Regions from separate parts of the Homo sapiens genome. Here regions 2 and 3 are each linked to region 1. A link is a loop called in an ENCODE intact Hi-C map of the cell type or tissue named here. Cell type or tissue: MCF 10A. All regions are shown on one strand. Each heading gives the region's core, and the rest is flanking DNA. Links, peaks and the distances in the headings are about the cores only. Region 1 has its middle 28 kb from the start of MARCO. Region 2 has its middle 66 kb from the start of MARCO. Region 3 overlaps MARCO (macrophage receptor with collagenous structure).

The links. A loop is a pair of places that touch in the nucleus more often than their neighbours do. Peaks named below come from ENCODE experiments on the same cell type or tissue, not always from the same donor. Only the 100,000 strongest peaks of a DNase experiment are listed, where the experiment ranks them.
Region 2: it touches region 1 in a loop (2.8-fold over the local background); 3 of 110 quality-filtered maps call a loop at or near these places.
Region 3: it touches region 1 in a loop (9-fold over the local background); 5 of 110 quality-filtered maps call a loop at or near these places.

The regions. Positions count from the first base shown.
Region 1 is chr2:118,911,052-118,917,790 of GRCh38, reverse strand. No RefSeq gene overlaps it. Among named protein-coding and RNA genes, the nearest start is that of MARCO, 28 kb to the left of the region's middle. RefSeq lists an enhancer at 2,998-4,197. In MCF 10A, for the core only: no CTCF peak of the experiment used is centred there; a DNase peak (open chromatin) is centred at 3,660.
Region 2 is chr2:119,004,841-119,011,579 of GRCh38, reverse strand. No RefSeq gene overlaps it. Among named protein-coding and RNA genes, the nearest start is that of MARCO, 66 kb to the right of the region's middle. In MCF 10A, for the core only: a CTCF peak has its summit at 3,256; a DNase peak (open chromatin) is centred at 3,269.
Region 3 is chr2:118,971,107-118,977,845 of GRCh38, reverse strand. It overlaps MARCO (macrophage receptor with collagenous structure), which reads right to left. Exons shown (of 17, transcript NM_006770.4): 4 at 6,312-6,347; 5 at 3,406-3,513; 6 at 3,281-3,325; 7 at 331-375; 8 at 1-18. Among named protein-coding and RNA genes, the nearest start is that of MARCO, 32 kb to the right of the region's middle. In MCF 10A, for the core only: no CTCF peak of the experiment used is centred there; DNase peaks (open chromatin) are centred at 3,615, 4,115 and 5,965.

The DNA of each region.
Region 1 (6,739 bases), core at 548-5,547:
AGAAATTACCATTATTTGCAGATTTGTGATTACTTACCTGGAAAGCTCAAAAGAATCAACTGAAATAATAATAAAAACATAAAGAAAATCCTGTAAGATGGCTGGTAGCAAAATTAATATGCAACTGTAGCTTTCTTTATAGAAACAACTATCAATTAGGATAGATAATACACATAAGAAAATACCTCATTAAGACTGCAAAGAGATGAAATACCTGGAAATAAATGTAACGAAAATGTGTTAAGACTCAGCCCAACATGGTGGCTCATGCCTGTAATCTCAGCACTTTGGGCAGCCAAGGTGGGAGGATTGTTTGCGGTCAGTAGTTCAAGGCCAGCTTGAGCAACGTAGTGAGAGCCCATTTCTAACAAATAATTTTTTAAAATTAGCTGGGCATGATGGCTTGCACCAGTAATCCCAGCTACTTGGGAAGCTGAGGTGGGGGCATCATTTGATTCCAGGAGTTTGAGTCTATGGTGAGCTGTGATTGCACCACTGCCCTCCAGCCTAGGTGACAGAGTGAGACTCTGTCTCTAAAAACAAACGAACAAAATCTTAAGACTCCATGTGAAAAAAAACAACTTGTAAATTCTACTGAAGTATATTTTTAAGAGACATGAATGAATGTCTTCAATAATGATATTCAATGTTATAACAACATCAATTGTCCCTAAATGAATCTATAAATTGAATGCAAGTTCAATAAAAACACTAACAGAATTTTTTTGAGAGGAGAAAATTAGATACAATTTTCTTCTGAAATTTATGTGCAAAAAAAAAAAAAAAAAAAAAAAAAAAAGGCAAGAATAGCCTCGAAAGTGAAAATGAAGAGTTATGGAGGGGGAACTATCTTACAATATATTATAAAGTACTATAAAGGTACTGTAACTGAGTTTTCTCTTATCTACCTATCACTAAGTAACAGCAATGGAAGAGAAGAGAGAATCCACAAATATGAAAATAAACATTAAAATTCAAGGTGTAGAATAAGGTAGGCTTTATACCAGAAAAGATAGATTATTTAATAAATTATGTTGGGACAACTGGTTAGGAACTCCTTACCAAAAAAGTAAATGCTGATGAATCAGATATATAGCATTAAAATAAAAAGTGGGAAATACCTGAAGGAAAGGTGGTATGTTTTAGTTTATTTTTTGCATTCTGGAATGGGGAAGAATTTTCCAAGCAACACCAAAACATAGAAGCTATCAGTTTGACTACATGAGAGATAGCTGTATGGGGAGAACATACTGTAAGCAAAGTTTTAATTTAAGAGGATAAGACGCCAGGTGCGGTGGCTCACGCCTGTAATCCCAGCACTTTGGGAGGCTGAGGCGGGTGGATCACGAGATCAGGAGTTCAAGACCAGCCTGGCCAAGATGGTGAAACCCCATCTCTACTAAAAATACAAAAATTAGCTGGGTATTATGGCAGGTGCCTGTCATCCCAGCTACTAGGGAGGCTGAGACAGAAAATTGCTTGAACCCAGGAGGTGGAGGTTGCAGTGAGCTGAGATCACACCACTGCACTCCAGCCTGGGTGACAGAGCGAGACTCCATCTCAAAAAAAAAGAGGGTAAGACAAAAAAAAACGGTTAAAACACATTTCACAAAGGGCTGATGTTCTTAATATGTTAAGAGTCCACAAACAAATGAAAATACTACAAGGAGAACGGACAAAGCACATAAACAGGGAGTCTAAAGCATCGGAAGTGGGTTATAAACAAACGATAATGCAAGTTAGTGTTTCTTTTTTTAAATCGGTCAGATTGGAAAAAATAATAAAAGCTTGAAAAAATATTACTGGCAAAAGTATCAGGAGAATAGGCATTCTCATGCAAAATTGATGGCAATGTAAATCATCTCTTCCTTTGAAGAACAATTTGGCCATATCTGTGAATATAGCTGTCTTTTGGTTCAGTGAGTCCTCTTATAAGCATTTATTTCATAGGTATTCTTATAGATGTGGTCAAGGATGTTCATGGAGGCAGAGTTTGTAAGGAAAACACTAGAAAAACATTGAATGTTTCTTAATAGGAAGCCAGTTAAATAAATTATGATCCATTCATACAACGGAGCCTTATTATAACCCAGTAATGTTTTTGAAGTATCACCCCATGTAATTTCTGTCTTTCTAATTCTCTCTCTTTTTTTCCATTTTCTTTCCCTGACCCTGGGCCATCAAGTCTAGTCCGGAATCCTTGGGCTTGTGCAAAGTGCTTGCTGTCACATCAGGGTGCGGGAAGGTTGGATTGGCTTAGAACAGGGAAGTCTTTTTCCGTTTTGATTTCTGGACCTTGTAAGGTTCAGAATGAGCACACACTCTTGAAAGTTCAACATTTCCAGAAGTAGAAAGTGGGTGCATCTCACAACTCCCAAAGCTGGATTTTCATATTTCAAGAACCAAAGTTTGGAGGGCAGGCCACAGAGTTATTGACAATAAAATGACATAAAGTGATCGACTAAGGGGTGGCCCTTCCTAGTGCTAAAGGAGCAGCCAGCCAGGAGGTGCTGGAAGGAGGGAGTGGTTGAGCAGAGTGAGTGTTCAGAGGCGCACTCCCCTTGCGGTGTACCAAGACAGGAATGTGGGAAATTGGACCAGGCAGGGGCTCTTGTGCTGCTTTTCCAGGAAACTACTACGGGGAGATGAGCCTTCAGCTTAATGTCATGGCTCACCTGGTTAAGCAGCAAAAGGGGGCCACATAGGAGAGGCAGGTGGACCTGAGGGCATATCTCAATAAGATGTGGCAAAGGCACTGGGAGTTCTGGGGCACCAAGGAGCTATGAATGCACCAGGGGACTAGACCGAAGCACTAGGAGAAGCTTGGACTTAGAATAAAAGGCCACCGAGGGCAGAATCTTGATTCTGAAAGCCTTTGCAATCTCTGAGGTCAACGACAGAGGCTGCCAGCACTTCGTGGGACCAGTCACATCTCAGTGGATACCAGTGCAGGTGCTCCGGGCCAGCAGCTGATCACACTGCAGCAGATGATACAAAAAAATAAATGTCTAATTTGCATTGCCTGCTCACACAAGAGACACAAGAAACTGATGGCAGTGGTTATTCCCCAGAAAAAAGGCTTAAGGGATTGAGGATGTGAGAATGTCCAGGCACGCTCACAGTACTGTGTGAGCTCCCCAAGAGAAGGGTCTGCATTGCCCCCATCGGACTAGGCACTCACCAAGGTTAAGGCCCGTGGCTCTCCTATCAGACTAGGGGTTCTGCAAAGGCTGGGAATACACTTTCCCCAGCAGGTGCAGGATCTGAGGGCTTCCTGATTGTGCCCATAAGGGCCTTAGGGATGGCCTTATTGAGTCCTGCCCCTCTGACCACTGTTCAGCTCCTCCCCAGACTTTAGCAAACTTGTGTTGAAGAAAATGGGAGATGAACTGAACAGGAGCTGAGAGACGGCTGAAGAGGTGGCCCTGAGAAGTAGATTTCACATGCTTTGTAGAAAGGACAGTCCCAGTTTATACCTGTCATTGTGCCTGTTGTTCCAGTGTGATGATTAATAGTGTCCTCTTTTACTCTCAAGAGTGACCCTGTTTTGATGATAAATCATGTCATCACTATTTCTAGATCTCTGAGGGAGTGTCTCCCTCAGTTCCCAGAAGGGAGAGTCAAGACCCAAATTCCTCAGCCCTACATCAGCAATCACAGATTAATCATCTCCTGTAAGTCTCATGGGAATGCATCAGACATGTCCTGGGACTTAGGGAGGCAGGGACAGACACTACCAGTTGGGAATTGTTGCATGCACAACAAATGTTCCAAGAGCCCCAGAACTTCCCCTATTCAGCTTCCTCCTGGCTTTTCCCTCAGATGGAAACAAGATGATTGCAACAATGATAAAAATAACAGTAGCTACTTATTGTTTGGAACTCTCAAAATGTCACCACTTCCCTTAGAAAGCTCCCTGACCAGTATGGGGAAATGACTTTCACTCTGCTCATGGGACAGCCCAGTCCTGTGGGCAATGCATAGCTACAATCCTTTTAAGAAGAAGCAGGGACCCCTCTTAGGCACCTGCCATTCTCCCCACCCCACCCCTCATGTACGGAAATAAAGAAAACATATTGAATCCCTTCAAGGGAAATTCCAGGCATCTAGCTAGCCTTGAGAAGAAAATGAACAACACAATAAGAAAGAAGAGAGTAGTAGTAGCTTAAACAATAGCCACCCAAGTAAGCCTGAGTCATGAGATATTTGCTTCCCCATAGAAACAAAAAGATAACACCTTAGCATATGTTCTTGAGTTTTCTTTTAGAAACCAGGACTCCCGCTAGATGAAAATTGCCAACTGCTGTCACACAGACATCAGATAAGGGGGAGCTGAGGACTGAACTCTGACCACTGTTTTTTGTTCTAAATTTCTTCCTGAGAGACACAGAGAGAGTCAAGCCTACAGGCCATCAATCTTGCTAAGCTGGTCACTCTGGTCCAGTATATTGCAGCTTGCTTGCATGACCTGACTCTGGCATAGCACGTGATAATTTATGGGTTTCTTTATCCTAACTAACCTATGTTAAGGCCAAGCCTTAACATTCCTTTCTACTGACCCCAAGCTTTCAGATAAACTCTTGCTCCCTTAACCAACTGCAATTCAATGAATCTCTGAATTTACTCATGACCTATAAGCCCTACTTGAAGATATTCCAGGCCGGATGTGCTGGTTTATGCCTGTAATCCCAGCACTTTGGGAGGCCGAGGTGGGTGGATCACCTGAGGTCAGGAGTTCGAGACCAGCCTGGCCAACATGGTGAAACCCTGTCTCTATTAAAAATACAAAAATTAGCCAGGTGTGGCAGTGAGGGCCTGTAGTTCCAGCTACTCAGGAGGCTGAGGTGGGAGAATCACTTGAACCTGGGAGGCAGAGGTTGCAGTGAGCCAAGATTGTGCCACTGCACTCAAGCCTGGGTGACAGAGAGAGACTCCATCTCAGAAAAGAAAGAAAGAAAGAAAGAAAGAAAGAAAGAAAGAAAGAAAGAAAGAAAGGAAGAAAGAAAGAAAAAGAAAGAAAGATAGCTCACCTTTTTGGGCCAAACCAATAACTTACATGTATTGATTTATGATTTTGCCTGTAACTTCTGCTTTCTGAAATGTATCCCTGCCCTTGAAAGCCCTTTTTTGTAAGCCATCGAGAAGCTCAGGTCTTAAGTGTTAGCTGTTGAATTTCCCTTGCTTGGTGCCCTGCAATAAATGCTTTCTTTCTCTCCCTGCAAATCTCAGTGTCAGCGTTTGGCTTTGCTGTGCTGGGTGAGCCGACCCAGGTTCAGTTCAATAACATTTTGCAGTTCCCAGACTGAGGAGGAAAATCAGGCAAGTCACTCAGAGACTGACAGGAATTCTTTACAAAACCCTGCAAGACAACTGGTCTTATCCCCATTTTACAGATGAAAAAGCTGGGATTCAGTGAGGTGATATAACTTACTAAGGTCACACAGCAATTTGGTGGCATCACTGGCTTCAAGCTACAAATCCCATCATGATGTGACGTGCCATTGAATATGGTGACAGAGCTTAGAAGAAGGAGGGTGCCTTTTAAATCTACTTCCATTCAGAAGGGCACGTATTCTTCTATTCCCTGAGAGTGGCTTTGGTTTCCATGCCCAGGAACATTGTGGCACCTTCATCATGTGCCCTGTACACATGGGCATCCTGTGCCACTTCCACTGGGTCCCACCTCCCACATGTTCTGTTTGGTGCCCTGAGCAAAGGCGAGGCCGCCAGAGGCGCCAGGAACTAGGGACGGTCCTAGATGCTCTGCCTCAAGTACAATGTTAATAATTTTTGTGATGCTGACCGGGAGTTCCTTTTAGAATGATAATCTGATATTCTCGTTTTGTCAATTTTTTAATGTTGTTCAATTTTCTGTGTATCTGTATGAAACCTCAAATATTATGTGGAACAAGTTGAAAGAGAAAGAGACTGAAAGAGAAATAGTTAATGGTGAAGGCTGGTGGTTAGGGAAGGGTCAGAGACTCTCATGTGTCTAGCCTGTTTAGGAAAGCCCCTTCCTTACATCTCTGACCAGCATCCTTGACTAGCACCCGTGATACATAATAATCCTGGTCACTAATCCATATCCAGACATCAGCCCTGTGGTGCTCTGATCATACATGCATGAGTCAATGAATAGCACCATCCTCAGCATTTGTTGTTGTTAGAAAAACTAACAACATTGTTCCTACTCAAGGAAGTTGTAATCTTGCTAGAGACAAGAATCTAGATTCTGAAACAATCAAGGTTATAAACAAGGGACAATCAGAGGATGATACACAGGAGCAAATAAAAACGATTTTCCTTTTGAGAAGAACATTCTTTCTTCTATAACACGAGAAAGTGGACTTTGGCAATGATCTATGCAGAAACCTCAGGCCACAGATCACTGGGAAATTAAGAGCCCTGCTTTGGCTTCCTGAGGACTCAAAGTGGCTGTCTACACGGTGTAATAACTCAGATGAACCAGGCCTCCTCTCCATGAACTGTGTAGACATGGCCCCAGGCTTGGAGGCCTCTGGTTGCAGATTGGCTGCACAGAGTATCGAGGTGTCTGGCTGAACTTTTCCTTATTCCAGCAGATGTTCCAGAGTCAGAGACTGGATGATGGTGTCTTGGAGTTCTCAAAAGATCCTCAGCCTTTATAGGAGCTAGATTCTTTCCAGATCAGGGCTCAAATATCTGGTTCTTCTCTTCTTCCTAGATCCATGGAAGATTTACTTCTCAGCCCCCTTGATTT
Region 2 (6,739 bases), core at 863-5,862, 93 kb before region 1:
GCGGCGCGGCCGCCACTGGACTAAGCCCCCCTTCTACTCAGAAGGGACAGAGGGGTGGAGCAGCCCCAGGTCATGTTTGTGGAGCCCAGCGACGTGAAACTCCCCCTTCCCCAGGCTGTTCCTCAGTTTCCAGCCCTGCCACTACTTGCAACAGCCAGTCATCCGCCCAGGGTTTGCCAGGTTCCTCGGGGGCCAAGCATCCGTGTGTACCAAGCACCTTCTGTGTGCCATGGAGCACCTGCTACGTTCTTCCCAAGCCCCGCCAAAAGGTGTGGAGATGTGGAGAAAAGCTCTCATCAGCTGATCCAAGCACTGCAATCAGAAAATCCAGGAAAATACTGTTTTAACATGCATTTGAACAGACCTGCAAATTTCGTGTGTTATCTTTAATGCTATTTTGAGGAGACAAAGCAATTTTGTCCGTGTTCATTAAGGTTGTACTATATGGAGTTCGGGAGCGGGGTGCAGGAAGGAATCCCACTCTGGCCCTGGGCCTGGTAGGAGTTCACATCAGAGGCCCTGCTGGCCCTCACCGTCCTGGGCCACCCTAACTCATCACTGTTTTGAAATCACATTTCCTCGTGGTTTTCTGTGGATCCTAGCCTTGGTGCAGGAACTGGGTCTCTGATCTTCCTATCAGCAGTGTTCAGCACAGTGCCTCATGGAGAGTAGGCATGTGTCAATATCTGCTAAGTTGCGGTGGGGAAGATGCAAGCGTGAGATAGTGAGGTTGGGGACACGGTTGTGACCGGTACAAAGGAAAACAGAGGTGCGGCACAGGATGAAGCAGTGAAGAACCCTTGGGTTAGGACATTAAACTATCAGTAGCCATCAATGTATTAGAGCTCCCAAATTTGCCATTCTCAGGAAATGGGACTTAACCAGGAGGCTAGCCACGGCAAGACTTGGTGCCCAGCTGGGTAGGAAGGAGAGGAAGCACGTGAAGGTGCTGCGCAGGTGTCTTCAGCAGGATGAGTGGAGGACCACTCAGCTCTACACACACCTGTGTTCAAATCCTGCCTCGGCCTCCTACCAGCTGTGTAACTGTGAACACACAGCTCCTCATCCGTAGATGGTCCTTGTAGTATCTACCTTGCAGGTTGCTCTACAGATTACATGAGAAAGCGTGTGCCTGGCACAGGGTGAGCCCTCAAACGATAGCCTCCTGACGATCCCCAACACTTCCAGGAAAGGCGGCAGCACACCCTCCCCACTCTAGAGTTGGATCCTTTTCCCTTGACAACCCGCCAGCACCTGTTCCTCCCCATCCACTCAGCTGCTGACCTTGGCTCATGCCCTCTAAGAAAATAGAAGCAATTTTCAGATGAGAATTCCTTCATCCCTCATCTTCCCACCACCAGATCCACTGGTGACTGCATCTTTATTCATAGCTTTGCCTTCCTTACTGCTGTACTAGAAAAACTATTCCTGTTCCCACCGATTGCTCAGGATCCTTTGCCCCCTCGTCCTCATAACAACTCTGCTCCTGAAATTATGCCCTCTCTCTTGAATTATTGATTTCTCCCTCTCTACTGGGTCATTCCCATCAGCATACAAACAGGATGTATTATATTTTGCTCTAAAACATCAAGTTCTCTCCTGCACCCCATCTCTCTCTCCCCCAATCTTCAGTCCCATTTCTCTTCTCAGCCCGCCCAGCATCCATGTTCTCTGGACACTGTACCTCCTGTCCTAGAATGGGCCCGCCCACCAGTGACACACAGCAGACCCACGACGACCAAGACCGAAAGCCTGAACTCAGGAGGAGGAGGTTTCTGGGTTCTTCGATGATGCATATTGCACTTTTATTGTTGGCTTCAACTGGCAATTTTTCTCTGTTTATAAACTTACACTCATGGTAGACAACCCTCAAGCCATGGAAAAGTATAAAAAATAAAATTAAAATCAATCATAATCCTTCTACCAAAGAGAAACATTTTGGTGTGTTTTCCTCCATTTCTTTGTAATTTTCCCCTCAGCGTGTACATTTTTTAAACAGTTCATTTATTAAATATATATACACACGCTGTGTGCCATGCACCGCACTCAACAATGGGGTTGTAGCAAGGTAGATATGGCCCCTGCCTCAGAGCAGAGAGAAACAGCAGTTCCAGACCTCGCTGAGTACCATCACGTAAGCAGAATCCAGGTGTTTGAGCCTCAGGACAAAAAGGGTGGAGGGAGAGATGAATGACCACAGGCACTCTGGGTACTTACACTAAGGTTGACCTCAGGCTGGAGAGTAAATTCTGGGTAGGTGGAAAGTGGTGATCTGAAAGCTGAGAGGTCATCAGGGCCAGATGACCGAGGACCTCTTCCACTGTGGCTGGGAGTGGGGACTTCCTTGTAATGGCAGCAGGTGGTCTTGGAAGTGTTTTAAACAAGGGAAGTGACTAGATCTGAGGTCCTTCTGGCTCTTTTGGTCTAATGGATAGAAGGGAGCATGATTGAAGGGAAAGAGACCAGTTCAGAGGCTATTGCAGTCTTCTAGGTCACGAATGGTGTGGCTTGGGCATGGAAGGGGTAGGTGTGGAGTGGCTGGGGGTGGGAGATAAGAGGACAGACCCAAGAAACATCGAGGGAGACTCACAGGTCTTTGGTGCTGGATTGAATCTGGAGTGGAGACGGTGAAGGAGAAGGAGGAAACTGTTCTTATTTCATTGTAGTCCTTCTGTACATATTGTTTTACAACTTTTTTCCTTAAATATATCACGAATACTTCCCCATATTCCTAAGCATCCTCTGTAATATGGTTTATAATAGTTAAGAGTCTGTAATTACATTTAACGTACTATCATTTAGTTAACCAAACCTCTACTGTCAGTCATTGGCTATTTCTAATTCTTCTCTAGAATAGAAGCAAATCTCAGCTCACGCATATAGTCAAATAAAGTGAAATTCCTTGGAAAACCTCTTAAGTCATCCATAAAGTACAGTGTTCTTTGTTTCATATACACACCATGTATACTAAAGTATATGTGTAAAGGTATAATGTGTAGCCTATAATAAAGAAGATACATATGAAATAGCACTTTAGACTACTGCTTAAATGGCTGCTTTCTTTACATGTTTCTGAACACAGGTAGTAGAATTTACATAAGTTAAAGGCACATTTGTGTGACTCCACAGTGCTCTTCACAATACTCCGAGGAGCTCACATGTACTTCTGTGGTTGGCAGATTGTCTCATTAGCCTGGTTCTGTACCCCTCCTGTCCACTCCCTTTTCCGTGTGGTTTTACCATCCTTCAACTCTAGATGGAGTGAACTTCCCTGCTCTGACTTTGGACTTGACCATGTGACTTGCTTTGACCAGGGAAATGTGCCACTTCTGAGCCCAGGCCTTAGGAGAAATCAATGTCTTCCTGCTTGCCTTTGTATCCACTACTTTCACCAGAAGAGCTCCAGAGAGAAGACAGATGGAGCAGACCTGAGCCTGAGCCACAGCAAGGAGCCAAATCCAGCTGGTCCTGTGGCTTGAGGCAGAGCTGCTTAGTGGAGTCTAGCTTAGATAGCCAATCCCCAGCTGATCCAAAGATGTGTGGGTGAGCATAAATAATTGTTGTAACCTACCATCTGAGTTTGATTCGTTACACAGCAATAGCTGACCAATACAGTGGGCATTTCAATTAGTTTTTTTTGTTTGTTTCAAAAAGCTTGGGTTCCATCTTGCCATATTGCCCCTTTCCCTCACTGAAAATCCATCTCTATTTCTATTTCCAGTGGATACTGGGGCCTGTTTTCTTCCTGTCTCATCAACATCAAGGATTTTTTTTAAATTGCCAATTTAACATGCAAATAAGTGTTCTCTTTTTTTTTGCATTTCTTTTATTATAAGTGAGGATAAACATTTAAAAATATGTTTACTAGCCTATAGTCTCTCTTTTTGTGAGTTTTTGGTTTATATTCCTAGGACTTGGCCTTATTCACTTCTGATTACCCTGCCACAAAGGGGAACTGAAGAGTGTTTAAACAAATTCCTTGAAGTCGGCTTTATCACCTGGCTAATCCCACAGACTTACAACAACCCCATCAGGTGAGTGCTATTTGTGTACAATTTTAATAATAAAGATTCCTATATACTGTCTGATTCATTTTGCAACAATGCATGTTTTCTGAATGCCTCTTGAATCTAGCGTGGTGCAAGCAAAAATGTATTTAAAACTGAAAGACCAGAAGATGAGTTTTAAAGACCAAAGGAAAATCATTTTATTTCTCTCAGCCTCAGTTTTTACATTTGTGAAATGGAGATAATAATGGAATTTTTCATTCAATGTTGCTGAGAGGAATATAAACGATCATGGGTATTCAGTGCAAAAATACAATGCATCTAGCATCTAGCATGCTACAAACCACATAGTAAGTAAGTCTTAGATTCTCACTGAACTTTCCTTCTTTACATGGGTGGGCTATATGGATAAAGAGAAACGAAATATTTATCTGAAGTGAGAGCAATCAAAAAGATTTTCTAAAGGAGGCACAATTTGTCCTGGGACTTAAAGAGTGTGGAGAATTCTGGAGTAGTGGAAGGAAGAAGGGAAGATATGCTGGGTGGAGACGTGGTAAGAATGAGGCTTGGTATCAGAAGCTATTCTAATCAAGCTACGGTTATTCAGTCCCCAGTATGTGCCAAGAGCACAGCAGTCACTCCAGATGGCAGTATTTTCATTATCATTATTCCCACCTTACAGATGACAAACAGAAATTCAGAGAGGCTTTGTGGCATCCTCAAAGCCACACAGCTGGTCATTAGTGCTGGGATCCGAATCTGATCTCAACTCCCACTCTCTTTTCAGCAAACCACCTAGCAGCCAGGGATTCTCTGAATCTCTCTAGTGCTTCTGAATCTCTGGCCTCTAGAGAGAACCTGCCATCGGGCCACAGAGAGCATGGGAGCCTCCAGCCTTTCGGCGGCACCTTCAGGACTCCCTTCCACTCCTTAGTCAAGGCTGTGCATTTGGGGCAGCACCCGGCCAGGGACAAAGCAGGGCAGGGCAGGGCACTAGGATCTGCAACTCCTGCCCACCGAGGACCCCTCTGAGAGGCCATCCTTGCTCTGGGTCTCCTTGTCAATGTGGCCAAGTCGGGGGCATGTCTGCATTACAGTCTGAGGTTCTCCTGCTCATCCTGCTCCCTCCATGTTTTCCCTTTCACAGATGCTACCCCCAATATTTCTCTTGCACTCCTCACTTCATCACTGTCGGCTTCTGGAGGAGCCACAGACTCACTATCCTAGACCTCCCAAGCCTGGTGCTGATGGGAGGGCCTGAGAAGACCCATCCGCCATGTGCAGAGGGCTCAGTGGGGCCAATGTTGGGGTGGGGTGAGCTGGGAAGGGCCTTAAAGGATGACTACAACAAAGGCTGAGTGCCCACTGTGTGCCAGACACCATTTTAAATGCTGTCTTTTTGCTTATTATTTCAATGAATCCTCACAAGAACTCTACGAGGAAGAAACTGTTACTATTTATTTTACAGGGACGGAAACTGGGCCTGGAGAGGCTTGATGCCTTTCTTGTGCAGGTGACAGAGCCATTGCACAGCAGCACTGGGACCCTAACCTGTGCCATTGGAGTCCAGAACTTTTGTTCTCAGCCACACCACTATGATCTGCTGCTGGGAAGTGCCCTGCGGGGTGCCCTGCTAGGTGGGGGAGTGGCAGGAGGGCTTGTGCACAGGGTTTTTTTTGAGAGGCCTACCATCTCTGTCCTGCCCAGCCAGTCTGCCCAGAGCTGCAGGCCGCAGCCAGGAATGGAGCATAGGAGGGAAAACACATTTCAAGTGGACAGTGCAGCCACGTCTCCTGCCACAGAGTCATGTGGAGGCCATGCCTCACATTCAGTGGCCCCAGATGACGCTGTAGTGCTGATTTTACCCAGTTGCTCATCACCCACAAAACCAGTGTCCTGACACACAGCAGTCATGTGCATGCGGCAGCCCCTGTGGATCTGCAAGAGAAATCTCTTCAGCTTAGCACAGCCTGAGAGCTTATGGGAGGAGTCACCTGGCAGAGATGCCGGCAGCAGCAACCCTCCTTTCTCTCAATCTTATTGGTGCCAGACAGACCTGGGTTTGAATCCCAGCTCTGCCCTTCCTAGCTGTGTGTCCTCTGTAAACTAATTTTTATCAGTTGCTGCATAACAAGCCACCCCCAAACCTAGTGGTGGTAAGCCACAGCCATTTGTGATTTCTCAAGAGTTTGTGGGTTGGTTGGGCAGGTAGTTCTTCTGCTGTGGGCTGGGCTTGACCAGCTCGGCTGGGCTTACTAATACAGCTGTGGTTAGCTGTAAGCCGGCTGATGAACAATGACCTCAGCTGGGGCAACTGGGCCCCCTCCACCTGCTCACTCCCCCGCTAATGGGCCAGCCAGTCTTGTTTTCATAACGTAGCTTGGATTCCAAGAGACAGCAAGCGAGTGCAAGGTCCCTTGAGGCCCAGGCTTGGAACTGCTTCCCAGCACTTCTGCCACTTTCTGTTAGCCAAAGCAAGTCTTGAGACAAGCCCAGAGTCAAGGTGTGGGAAGCAGACCTTGCTTCTGGGGAAAGGAGCTGCAGTTACATTGTTAGTGCCATGAATATAAGCTGGGCAAAGCACAGCCAGCATACTGCATTGCTTCCCCACTCTGAGGCTGGGTTTGCTCATTTATAAAATGGGAATAATATTATTTATATTATGTGATGCCCTAGTGTAAGGGAAATGCCTGCACTTTAGTCAGGAATAGGCCAAGGCAGCCTGCCGGTGC
Region 3 (6,739 bases), core at 1,151-6,150, 59 kb before region 1:
CTTGGGGTCCTGGGGTGCCTGCAAAGAGAATGGCTGGTGAGATGGGCTCCCACTATCCTTTTGGGGACAGGCTACCAGAGGCAAAGGGGCAGGAAGCATTTGGGAGAGAAGGGAATGGGATCCCCAGATTTCCTCTGGGGGATGTGCTAGCTCATTTCTTGGGTGGTCTTGAAGAAATGTGACAGGACTCAAGAGAAGAGGACTGTAGGGTGGGCAGTAACTGTCAGGGGCTGGGGTGGGGCTGTGGAAAGAGGATGGGGGGTGGGGGGGAACTGCCTCAGTGCCTCAGGCTATGCATCATTTGTCCCTAGCAGAGCAAGTACAAGTTACCAGTGGCTCCTTGCTTCCCTGGAGCACCCTGGGGTCCTTGGAGGCCTGTGAGGAAGGAAAAAAGAGCTCAGTTGCTGTGGCCTGAGAATGTCTAAAATGTCTTTAATCAGCTGACATTCTAGATTCCCTTAGTTGAGCAAGGTTCCCAGAAGGAGATCTTTCTCTCTCTCTCACTCTCACTCTCTCTCTCTCTCTCTTTTTCACACACATGCACACACACAATCACACACATATGATTGCACAAACACAACCAGCAGAGTCCCTGGCAGTTCCAGGCAGTGTTTGCTCTTGCTATGGCATGAAAGTGTCCCTCAAAAGTTCATGCATTGGAAGCCTGGTCCTTAATGCAGCAGGTCCTAGTGGGGAGGTGTTTGGGTCACAAAGACAGATCTCTTATGAAGAGATTAATCCCATCTGGCAAGATGGAGTGAGTTCCTGCTCTTGTGAGACTAGATTAGTTACCAAGAGAGCTAGTTCCATTTCTCCACCACATTTTGACTCAACACAAGGCCCTCACCAGAAGCTGCCAGAGATAGCTGCCCAATCTTGAACTTCCCAGCCTGCAGAATCATGAGCTAAGTAAACCTCTATTCTGTGTAAATTACCCAGTCTCAGGTATTCTGTAGTAGTGACACAAAACAGGCTAAGACAGCTCTCTTCCCAAAGGTCCAGAACAGCACCTAGGAATATGTCCTGCATGGCAGTGCAGGAAAGGCTTTAGAGTCAGGCAAGTGTGTTTGAATTGTAGCTCTGTCACTCCCCAGGCTGATAACTTTGGAAAAGTCACTTAAGTATTCTGCATCTGAATTTTCTCATCTGTAAAATGGGGCTGCTAATGACTACCTGTCCTCAGCAGATGCATAATTAGTGTTCTAAGACAAAATTGGAATTGAGAAACGGTGATTCCCACCCACATGGCCCAGGTATCCAAGGCTAGCATATGGAGTACAGACTGGAGGTGCTGGGTGTTCCTGGGGCAGGGGCAGGGGCAGGGAGGGATCTGTTGAGGAGAGAAATGGTGAGACTATGAGGGGAAATTGAGGGATCCAGGAGGCAAAGTGGAAAAGGATGGGAAGGAGAGGAGTGAGAGGAGGTGGGTGTATATAGAGAGGCTCTAAGTGAGTTGCTGAATTACACAAGCTTTTCCTGAGGATGCCAGTGGGGCCCAAGCAGAAAGTGCAGATGGGCTCTGGACTCCACACTCTCTATGGAACCACAACAGCCTACTTTGTGGATCTGTTTCATGTATGTGGGTTCCAGATGATTTGGGCTGAAAAAGGGGTTGCCTGGTTTTAGTGCTAGTGGTTGCACAGTCCTGCTCTGAGCCCTCTGTCAAGGCTGTGTGATGTGCCTACCTGTCAGAGTCCTAAAGAGAAGGGGAGGCTCCAGCTCTATTCCTTCTTGAAGGAAATGACTGTGCTCCTCAGGCTTCTGGCTTTTCCCTTCAAGCCAGCCTCAGTGGCTCCACTCTGGTGAGTTTCAGTCACCTAGCCTGAGTCCCTCTCTCTCGGAGGAAAGAGGATGGAGGGAGACCCACTCCCCTCTGAGTGAGCCTGCTCTGCTCAAGCCCCCACAGGCTGAGTGTGAGTGTGTGTGCATGGGGGGTGCGAATGTCTGCAAATGTGTGTGAGCATATGCATATGTGCACAAGTGTGATTGTACTTGTGCAAGTGTAAGAATGCAAATATGTACATAGATGTGTGCTCAGACACGGGTGTGCATGAGTATATGCGTGTATGTGAGTGCATATATGTGCATGAGTATATGTGTGTATGTGAGTGCATGTGTGTGCATGAGTGTGATTACATTGGTGCGTGAGTGAGTGTGAGAATGCAAGTATGTGCACAGATGTGCCCTCAGACATGAGTGTGAGTGTGTGTGGTGTGAATGCATGTGCACACCTCTGACTGCACCATAAACCTTCCTTCTTCTGGTCTGCCTATCCTCCCCGCTTAAACCCTCCTCAGAAAACCCCCTGCTGGACACAGATCAATAGGCTCTTTGGGGTCCCTTCTATTAAATTCCTTCCCAAAATCAATTTCTGGAGGATTCTACCTCCTAACAAGTTTCCTTTCTTGTAACTGGTGGTGTTTTCTTTCTGCCTCAGCAGCCTGGCGGCTTAGAGACCTGCTTTGTTTACTCCCCACTCCCTTGTAAATCCTCTCATCTGCCCTTTGTCTAGTAAAGGTCTTAATGTCTTCGCATCTTCACATCCCAGCAGCCTCAACCCCTTGCGGAATTTGCAAGTTGGAGTTTCTAAATTAAGGGTGGATGGGAGCAGAGTGGAATGGAAAACTGATGTTTGGGTTTGTCCCTGGGGAGGGACAGCTCTGGGCCCCCCATTCTCTGACCGGGCCCCGTGAACCCATTTATATTAATAAGATGGCTGGGCAGAATTAGGCAACAGTCTAAAAAAATGGAAACTAATACTTTCCAAGCAACGATCATGAGCTTTGTGTCATTGTCTCTAATCCCCCTGGCAGCCCTCTGCAGCCCTCTCATCCCCAATCACAGAAAAAGAAACTGAGGCTCGGTTTCTTTGGGAACATCAGGAAACATTCCCAAGGGCACAGAGCTAGTCCAAGGTGGAGGTGCATGTGCCTGACACCAGAGTCCTTGTTGGACCAAGGAGGCCAACTTTCCAAAGTGGCACTGGCAGACTTACATTCTCACACAGAGGAGGGGGTAGGAGTCACACCCCCCAGCCCCATCTAGGATGAAGGCCATCTAGCCATACCTGCCCCTGAGGGCGGCTGCCCAGCCCTACTCTGGCCACCAGAAAGGGTGCTTCCCAGCCTCTCATCCCCTCTGGGGTCTCCCACCAGGCCTCCGTTCACCTACAGACCCCTCAGAGGTCCAGACTCTGGAGGGAGGCTGCGTCTGCAGCCCACAGCAGTCACTCTGAGAAACTTGCTGTGTATTTCTGGGTACATACCCAGCACCTACTCACCCGCCTCTCCCTTGACTCCCGGTGGGCCTTGGGGTCCCGAGGGGCCTGGAAGGGAAAGGGAATTCAGAGTGAAGCCAGAGAAGGAGGAGGAAAATGATTAAGGGTCAGAAGAAAAAGACCCGTACCTGTTGCTCCATCTCGTCCCATAGCCCCCTTGGCTCCCTTCTCAGCAGGTGGTCCCGGCGGGCCAGGGGCACCAGGCATGCCCATGGCCCCCTTGTGACCTTGAAGACCTGAGGAAGAGGAACAGAGACACTAATGAGTCAGTCAACAGGATGGGGCAACAACGCCATGCAATCACTTACATGGTGATTCATTCAACAAACGTTCACTGAGCATGGGGATGAGCCAACTGTGTGGAAAGAAGGAAAGAAGACAGAGCTCCTCCTGCAAGAAACCCATGGCCTAGAAAGCAAAAGAGAGACACTGAGTCACAGTCCTAGGAGCAGGTGTTAGCACTGCCCCTTTAGCTGGGTGACCTTGTGCAAGTTACATCATCATTTTGAGCCTCAGCTCCCTCATCAGTAAGATGGAATTAGTGTACTAATTACACAGGGATGTCCTGAGATTACCACGTGGGGACCATCATGGAAAACACACAAGGCAAGCTCACAGGAAGGCTCACAAGGGCAGGGCCTTGTCTGTCTTCTTCATGTCTGGATCCCCAGTGCCTATGCGACTTCTCATCCTCATGGAACTTTCAATAGGTATTTGTTGGGAGGAAGGAAAGAAGTCCAGGATGGATAGGGGAGAGAAACAGAGAGGCAAGTGGGTTTCGCAATCCCCTTCCCTGAAGCTTGGCTGAGGAGCAGTTCCCCTGACTGTGTTCCAGGCAGCCTGCGTGGGAAGGCAGTTCCACCGGCAGGCTGCCTCCAGTGAGACCATGACTTCTGGGTTCCACACCCAGCCCTCCTCCCCCACCCACCTATTTGTCTCTGGAGCCTTTTCAACAAAGGAACCTCTGGGAAGTCTTGACCAGGCAAGGCAAGCCATGGGGAAGGGGAGAGAACACAGCCTCCCTGGGTGGGAAAGGGTGATGGGCGGGGAATCTGGAGAGGCAGGTGGTGTCCGAGGAGGAGCCGAGACTTCTATAGCCCCAGCTGCTGGAAGAAGTTTCCTGTCTCTGGTTTCTGGGCACAAAAAGAAAGAGTGGGAAGAGACAGAGAGAGAGAGAGAGAGACAGAAGTCAGAGACAGAGAGAGACTGAGAAAGACATGGAGAGTGAGAGTTGGAGATTTTCTCTATGTACATACATCTATATTCAGAGAGAGAGAGAGGGAGACATGGAGAGAGATAGTTGGAGTTTTTCTCTATGTACATACATCTATATTCAGAGAGACAGAGAGAGAGACATGGAGAGAGAGAGTTGGAGTTTTTCTCTGTGTACATACATCTATATTCAGAGAGACAGAGAGAGAGACATGGAGAGAGTCGGAGTTTTTCTCTATGTACATACATCTATATTCAGAGAGACAGAGAGAGAGACATGGAGAGAGAGAGTTGGAGTTTTTCTCTATGTACATACATCTATATTCAGAGAGACAGAGAGAGAGACATGGAGAGAGAGAGTTGGAGTTTTCCTCTATGTACGCACATCTATATTCATACAGAGAGAGAGAGAGCCATAGAAGCCATGTTCTGTGCTCTGGGGTGAGGTGGGCAGCACTGTGCCTAGGGCGGGTGACAGGCAGATTTTGAAGGTTGTACTGAACCCATTGGGTTGAGAAGAAGTTTAAGCATTGATTCTGTCAGCAAAAGCAATTGAAATTGTTGAAACTGCCCCTCCTTAAAGGAGAGGAGCCAGCATTCATCAGGCTGGAGGCTCTCCTAGCAGCAGCATTTAGTTTTCTCAAGAATAACAGAATAACAACCATATATAACAATAGCAAATAATAGTCATAATAATAACGAAGACAAGAACATCATTGAGTACTTGCTCTTTGCTGGACACTGGACTAAGAGGTGTACATTTATTGTTTTATCCTGACACCAATCCTAGGAAGTCCTACCATATCTCCATCTTACGGGGGAGGACATAGAGCTCAGAAATGTTAGGTGACTTACTCAAGGCCACCCAGTTTACAGGGGCAGATCCAGGATTTTCTGTAGGCCCACCAGTCTCCCAAGTCCCTGCTTCCATCACTTTGCAAGGCTGCCTCAAAACCCTCCCTGGCCAATGGTGTGATCTGGGCCATCCTTGAAATATTATGGGACCAAAGGATTCTGTCCCAAAAATGGCATGTATATTTATCCTCAGGGGGAAATTTCAACCACTCAGCAGATGAAATGGAACAGGGCTGTGAGTGAAGCGTGTGTGTAACACAACACATGTGGGTTGAGGCAGGAAGAAAAGGCAAACAACCATAGCCTTGTCCTCAGAGAGCACATGCCATTGTCAGACAGCTTTTGCACTCCCTTGAGTCCTACAGCAACTCTGTGAGGCGAGTCGATTATCTCCACTGCTTCCTACACAGGTGAGTGGCTGGGGCTCCAGAAAACTTAAGTAACTGACCCAGAGTCACACCGCCAGTAAGCCCCAGGCCCAGGATTAGAACTCAGATCGGCCTGACCGCACAGCCTGCGCCTCCATGACACCTGCCTCCCATCATTACTGCCCTGTAGGAGAGAGGAGTGAGACACCATGGAAATGAGCACAGCACCTCTGGTGGGAAGTGCTATGTATGTGGTAGGTAAGAGTCACCTGGAAGGAATGCTTACAGGAAACCAGGAGAGAGGCTGCCCTGGCAGCCAGATGATGCCTGGTCTGGCCTGGGAAGGTAGCTAGATTTGGATGGGGGAGTGGAGAGAGGAAGCCTCTTTAAGTAAGGAGGGGGATGACAGCCCAGGGTCTGGGAGTCCAGTTAAGTTCTGGGAACAGAGAGGAGACCCAACTGAAGACAAAGGAGGCTGTGGAGACAGGGGAAGGTAAGCTAGGGTCAGCTGTCCAGACCCAGAATGGCACAGGCCAAGGGGCCCTTTTGGGGAGGTTTTGGGGAAAGAGCAGGGTGGGTGTGAGTGGAAATGAACCTACCTGGGGCGCCTTGTTCACCTTTGATTCTGAACATCCCTGCAAGGGAAGGAGAGTGAGCTGCAGCTGAGCTGTGGGGTACCCTTGGCCCAAGCCCCAACTGAGAGTGCCCAGGTTCTGCAGTGGGAGGGTAAGCCCTCCTGTGTGGGGCTCCCATCAGACTGTGGGGGTTTGGACAACAGGAGCCAAGCACCTGGCTGTTTTTTGGGAAAGAGTCCTTGGAAAGAGCCAGATGCTCAGCTGCAACTAGCGGACTGCACCCCGAGACCTGTAGATCCCTGGGAGTCTTGGAGGTGGGGAAAGGAGGTTGCTTCAAACCAGCCTGAGGAGGTAGAACCCCTTCGTATTGGTCAAAATGAGCTCCTTCACATTTCAAGGAAGGAAGAGACACTCCCATGGTGTCTGTGTCTGAACGTGGACTCCTTCCATCT